2 separate regions of the Mus musculus genome follow, and region 1 is linked to region 2. Evidence: chromatin loops called from intact Hi-C (ENCODE). Cell type or tissue: heart. All regions are shown on one strand. Region 1 holds the start of Rdh14 (retinol dehydrogenase 14 (all-trans and 9-cis)). Region 2 has its middle 91 kb from the start of Gm38407.

What was found. Hi-C counts contacts between places; a loop is a spot of excess contacts. Peaks named below come from ENCODE experiments on the same cell type or tissue, not always from the same donor. Only the 100,000 strongest peaks of a DNase experiment are listed, where the experiment ranks them.
Region 1: it touches region 2 in a loop (3-fold over the local background); 2 of 42 quality-filtered maps call a loop at or near these places.

The regions. Positions count from the first base shown.
Region 1 is chr12:10,389,724-10,392,223 of GRCm38, forward strand. It overlaps Nt5c1b (5'-nucleotidase, cytosolic IB), which reads left to right. Exons shown (of 9, transcript NM_027588.3): 9 at 81-451. The coding sequence ends at 410. It overlaps Rdh14 (retinol dehydrogenase 14 (all-trans and 9-cis)), which reads left to right and starts at 1,057. Exons shown (of 2, transcript NM_023697.2): 1 at 1,057-1,503. The coding sequence starts at 1,117. In heart, CTCF peaks have their summits at 1,029 (motif pointing right) and 1,236; DNase peaks (open chromatin) are centred at 1,098 and 1,568; H3K4me3 peaks cover 1,789 bases; H3K27ac peaks cover 1,514 bases.
Region 2 is chr12:10,536,126-10,538,625 of GRCm38, forward strand. No RefSeq gene overlaps it. Among named protein-coding and RNA genes, the nearest start is that of Gm38407, 91 kb to the left of the region's middle. In heart, a CTCF peak has its summit at 1,150 (motif pointing left); no DNase peak of the experiment used is centred here.

The DNA.
Region 1 (2,500 bases), 150 kb before region 2:
GTTTGGTTTGGTTTGGTTTTCAGTAATCACTTCTCTTTTGCTCACCCTTGCACAGCTGAGACTTACGTTCTCTTTTCCAGGGTCCTCTTAAAAGCTTTCTGGAAGATTTAGGGAAACTGCAGAAAAAATTCTATGCCAAAGACGAACGATTGCTTTGCCCCATCAGGACCTACCTGGTTACAGCTCGTAGTGCAGCGAGTTCAGGTGCCCGTGTGCTGAAGACCCTTCGCCGATGGGGTCTAGAGATAGATGAAGCTCTTTTCCTGGCTGGAGCCCCTAAAGGTCCCATCTTAGTGAAGATTCGGCCCCACATCTTCTTCGACGACCAAATGTTCCACATTGAATCAGCACAGAAATTTGGTACCATCACGGCCCATGTGCCTTATGGCATTGCTCAAAAACGCAACTAGGGATGGGGAGGAAAAATAAACAGTCTGGTATTACAAACGGCATGTGTTTTGCATGGCTAGAGTGACTAGTTATTTCTGAGAATTTGACCACAAAACTTAGCTCCTTTGGTGTTTTTCTTTGCTTTTTGGAAAAAATTTTGAACTTTCAAGCTACAGTCAAGCATTCTACTTTTTTAAAGCTAAGGATGTTGGATATCATTGCATCTATCTATAAGTTGTAATGGGTGGCTCTTTAGACAAGTTTAGAACTTTGACACTTAAGTTGTTTCACAAGAAGCTTAATTAATTTTCAAAAAGCATTGCTCACTTTTAGTGTTAGTCAAATGAATGAATCTCTATATGCAGCATCACCTAGAAAAGGTATATTCAGGGTGGAATGAGTCTGATCAATAATACTGCTGATAACTGGGGCTGTGTCTTTTGTTATCCTTGTGTGGCAAGAATTTTACCAAGAAATGTCATTTTGTCTATAGGCATATAACCAATTCTAACACTGTCCACTTCTAAATAAATCCGCTGGGGCTTTCATGTGTACTTCCTGAACGCTAAGTCAAGTCAGCCTTAGGAGCAAAACTACAAGTCCCAGAAAGCCCCGCGCGCAGTAGCCCAGGACAGCAGGCGGCGCCCCAGAGTCCTTCGCGTGTAGGTGGCCCCATAGCACTCCGGAACCTGTGCGCTAGGCCCAGTGCACCGGGCCCGGAAGGTTATGGCAGTGGCTAGTGTGGCCGCAGCGCTCCTGGCCGCACTGGGCGGGGCGCTGTGGCTGGCGGCCCGGCGGTTCTCTGGGCCAAGAAACCAGCGGCAGCAGGGAGGCGGGGACCCGGGCCTCATGCACGGGAAGACAGTGCTGATCACCGGAGCAAACAGCGGCCTGGGCCGTGCCACCGCGGCGGAGCTGCTCCGCCTGGGGGCGCGGGTCATCATGGGATGTCGGGACCGCGCTCGAGCAGAGGAGGCGGCCGGTCAGCTCAGGCAGGAGCTCTGTCAGGCTGGGGGCGCCGGGCCCGACGGCACCGATGGCCAGCTGGTCGTTAAGGAGCTGGACCTTGCCTCGCTGCGCTCAGTGCGAGCTTTCTGCCAAGAACTGCTACAGGTGTGGGTCGAATGGAGCTCGCCACCCTCGGGGAGGGCCCTCTGAAACCTGGTGTGACCTTGAGGGTGGCCATGACCAAACCGGAAAGGCTCCTGCCTGCCTTGGACCCGGCTAGGAGGAGGGGCAGGTCTGAGAAGGAATTCCTGGGAGGTCCTAAGGAGAAGTGCATAAATAAGCCAGTGTCTGGACATTTGGTTTTGTTAGGCTAGGACAGTCACCAGCTGATCTTTGAGTTGTTTTCCCCCTGTCAGAAGTGAAATGTGTGCCAAATCTTACAGTGTCACAAGGCCTGTGAGCACCACAGGAGAAAAGCTAGCCAAAAACTTTCATTAGACCCTTCTTAAAACTTTTCTTTCTGTTTTTTTCCCCTCGTTACCTGGTTTTGTTTGTTTGTTTGTTTTTTCTTTTTTTGTTTTGTTTTGTCCTGCTGAAGTAGGAGGGGGTGTCACTTGCTGACACCCTGCATCATCCCTAAACTTGGAATCCCATTAAGTGTCTGAAAAGGGACAGGAATAAAAATAATTTAATGCTTAGCTTTATGGAAGGTTTTATACATGCCAGGGGATGTGCTAAGGACATTTTTAATATCTTTGGCTATTATCAGATCTTGTAAAGCAAGCAATAATATCTCTACTTCATGATAGGGAACTGAGGCATAGGAAGGCTAAGTGACGTGTCTGTCTTCAGAGTCCTTGCTTTAATCTCCTGTTGTGCATTCCTAGTACTTGAAGGCTGAGGTGTGTGATTTCCTTGGGTGTACAGTAAATATTCTACCGAAGTAGAAAGGCTGTGGCCAAAGTGACTTGCCACAGGTAGATCTAAAGGCAGACACAGGAGGGTGCTTGTCTCTTCTGAAATCTCTTGAATCTAAGGCAGACATTCTAAATGGCCTGTTTTTCTTTTCCGTGATGTACTTAGACCAAAAGAAATATCTGTAAGTTCATTTGTTAACATTTAGATATTTAACTCTGACAATTCTTATTAGTGGGACTGTGGC
Region 2 (2,500 bases):
TTTCCCGTTTCTGAGGCTCCCCAAGGTGTATTCAATAATGCGCTCCTCATCCTGAAGCAGATGGGAAAGTGTTTTAAAAGGTGCCAGGTTTATTTATGGAAGCAGGAGACAGCATTTAAGAGATGCGCTTTGCCAATGTGAAATGTGAACTCTCAAAACAGGAAGTGTGCTTTACTGCCCATTTATTTTATTGCTGTATCAGCTGCCCAGAGCTGAGGAATCCTTCCTCTCAGGCATTATTTATTTTCTAACTTCTGAACTAGAACGTCTTGACCATCGGTTCATCCGACTCCTTGAAGCCCGATTCCAACTCCGACCATGTGCCCTGTGCCTTACTGTCGTCCGGAATGCTTCACGGAGAGCACTGGAGACATTGGAAAAACATTGCTCAGCCAGCGTCTTTGTGTTTATGTACACGAGAAGCTGAAAACAATGAAACCAAATGATAATAGATGGTAAACATTGTAAATGCTTCTTAGAATGATGGAGAAATTACGAACTCTTCTCTTCTATCTTAAGACGCTTGGAAACACTGAATCATCACTGAAGCCACATGACATTCTCCGTGGAAGAAAATAGCTAGTTAAATTGAATTTGTCATTTTGCCGCTGGTAGTGATAGTAAGGAAACAAAACAATTTACTGTGTTCTTCAGTTTATGCTATTTTCATCTGCTAAGATGTAAAAGGCTTTATTAAATAGGCCAGTAATAACCAGCTAGAAGCACTTTGATATCAGAATAGCCTTGTATGTACACAAGCACAAGAGTAGAGTACAGAAGCCTCATGTCTTCTTACAGGTTCTATTAAAGAGGTAGATATCTCTGTCATTGAGAACTGAGAAGGAATCCAGAGAGGGAGAAATGGAACTTGCCATCTACATGCATTAGGGAATCCACAGATTCTGAGTATAAACAGACAACACAATCACATTCAGAAATGCATACAAACATATGCATGAAAATTTGTATGTGCTTGGTACTTCTCTATTATATCTTAAAAAGACTTAGTATTTACTTCATCTTTAAAGAAGATTTTTCTCAGTCTAGTCTATTGGAGACTTCCTGAAGATGTGTGCTTTCACACTTGGACCACCTGGTCCATGGAAACTTACATTCCTGGGAAACACACTCAGGCGGCACATGTGTTACAATGGCGCCACCTTCTGGACACTCCTGATATACCTTTCCTTGTTTCACAGTGGCTCTCCGTTGACCACAGGAAAGTCAATAATCTGACACTTGAGCCTTTTATGATCTAGCACAAGCTCATGTTCAGGAGTGATCGCCTCATAACATGCACATAGGTGATCTCTGAGTGAGTTTAAATGTATATGCATCCTCATTATCAACTCAATGAAGCAAACCAAGACAGGAACTACATATTGGTTCTATGGCTCAGTCCTAAACTGTGAGGATGAGTGAGAATAGAAAGCCTTGATACTTATAAAATACTGGTCATACGTGCTCATGACAACCTGAATATGCTTCTTGATGGTGTTTAGAAGTTTAAATAAAAAAGAAAGCAAGAAGAAAATAGACAACAGGATATGGATCTGAACTCAAAATGAACATGGAAAAATGTGTAGAAAAAATCTTGCAGGAAGTGTCCCAGTGAGTAAAGCACCTGCTATACAAGTGTGAGTGCCTCCATTTGAATCCCCACAATCTAAGCCAATCTGGGCACAGCTGTGCACATCTATCTGCATGTGCACTGATCTCTAGGAGAGATGAGAGGTACAGTCAGGAGGATCCAAGAATCACACTATCCAACTATTCTGGGGTTCACATAAGCAAGTTGCATATATATCTTATCTCAAATGAAGTAGGAGATGAAAACCAGCATATAAGGTTCTCCTCTAATTTCCTCATATACAGAAGCATGTGTATGCCTTTGAAACACATGCATACACACACACCTATACACACAAGCACAAATACCATATACAACATCACATATACATAAAATGAAAGTGGAAAATTCACAAATGACAAAAATGCAAAGTAAAGTCTAGCAATGTTAAACTTGACTGTTAAACATCAAGAGATTATTACTGAAATGATAATAATCATTATAATAATAGTCTTGTTGCCTAGAAAACAGGCAACTTTACCCTTCCACATGACATCGGTTCTAGAAAGAAATCTTAGTATTCACTGTGGATCTTATAAATATGATTATAGTTTAACCTAGAAATTGTGTTTGCAAACTTATCTCCAACGTGTATCACCAATTTGCTGTAACATTTGCTAAAATAATGGTCAGTTTACCATTAATCTTCATAGAAAAAAGTGAAACATGTCATATGAATAGCCATAAGAGATTGCTATATATAAATAAACATTAGAATTGATAATATAGTAGTTATGTAAAATAGACATACATTTTACATGTCTACTGTTAATATGACATTATTTGGTGAAAACAAGCATATTATGTTTGATAATATTTTTTCTTTTAAAACATGTATAGTAATCAATGCCTATCCCAAATATTAATGCT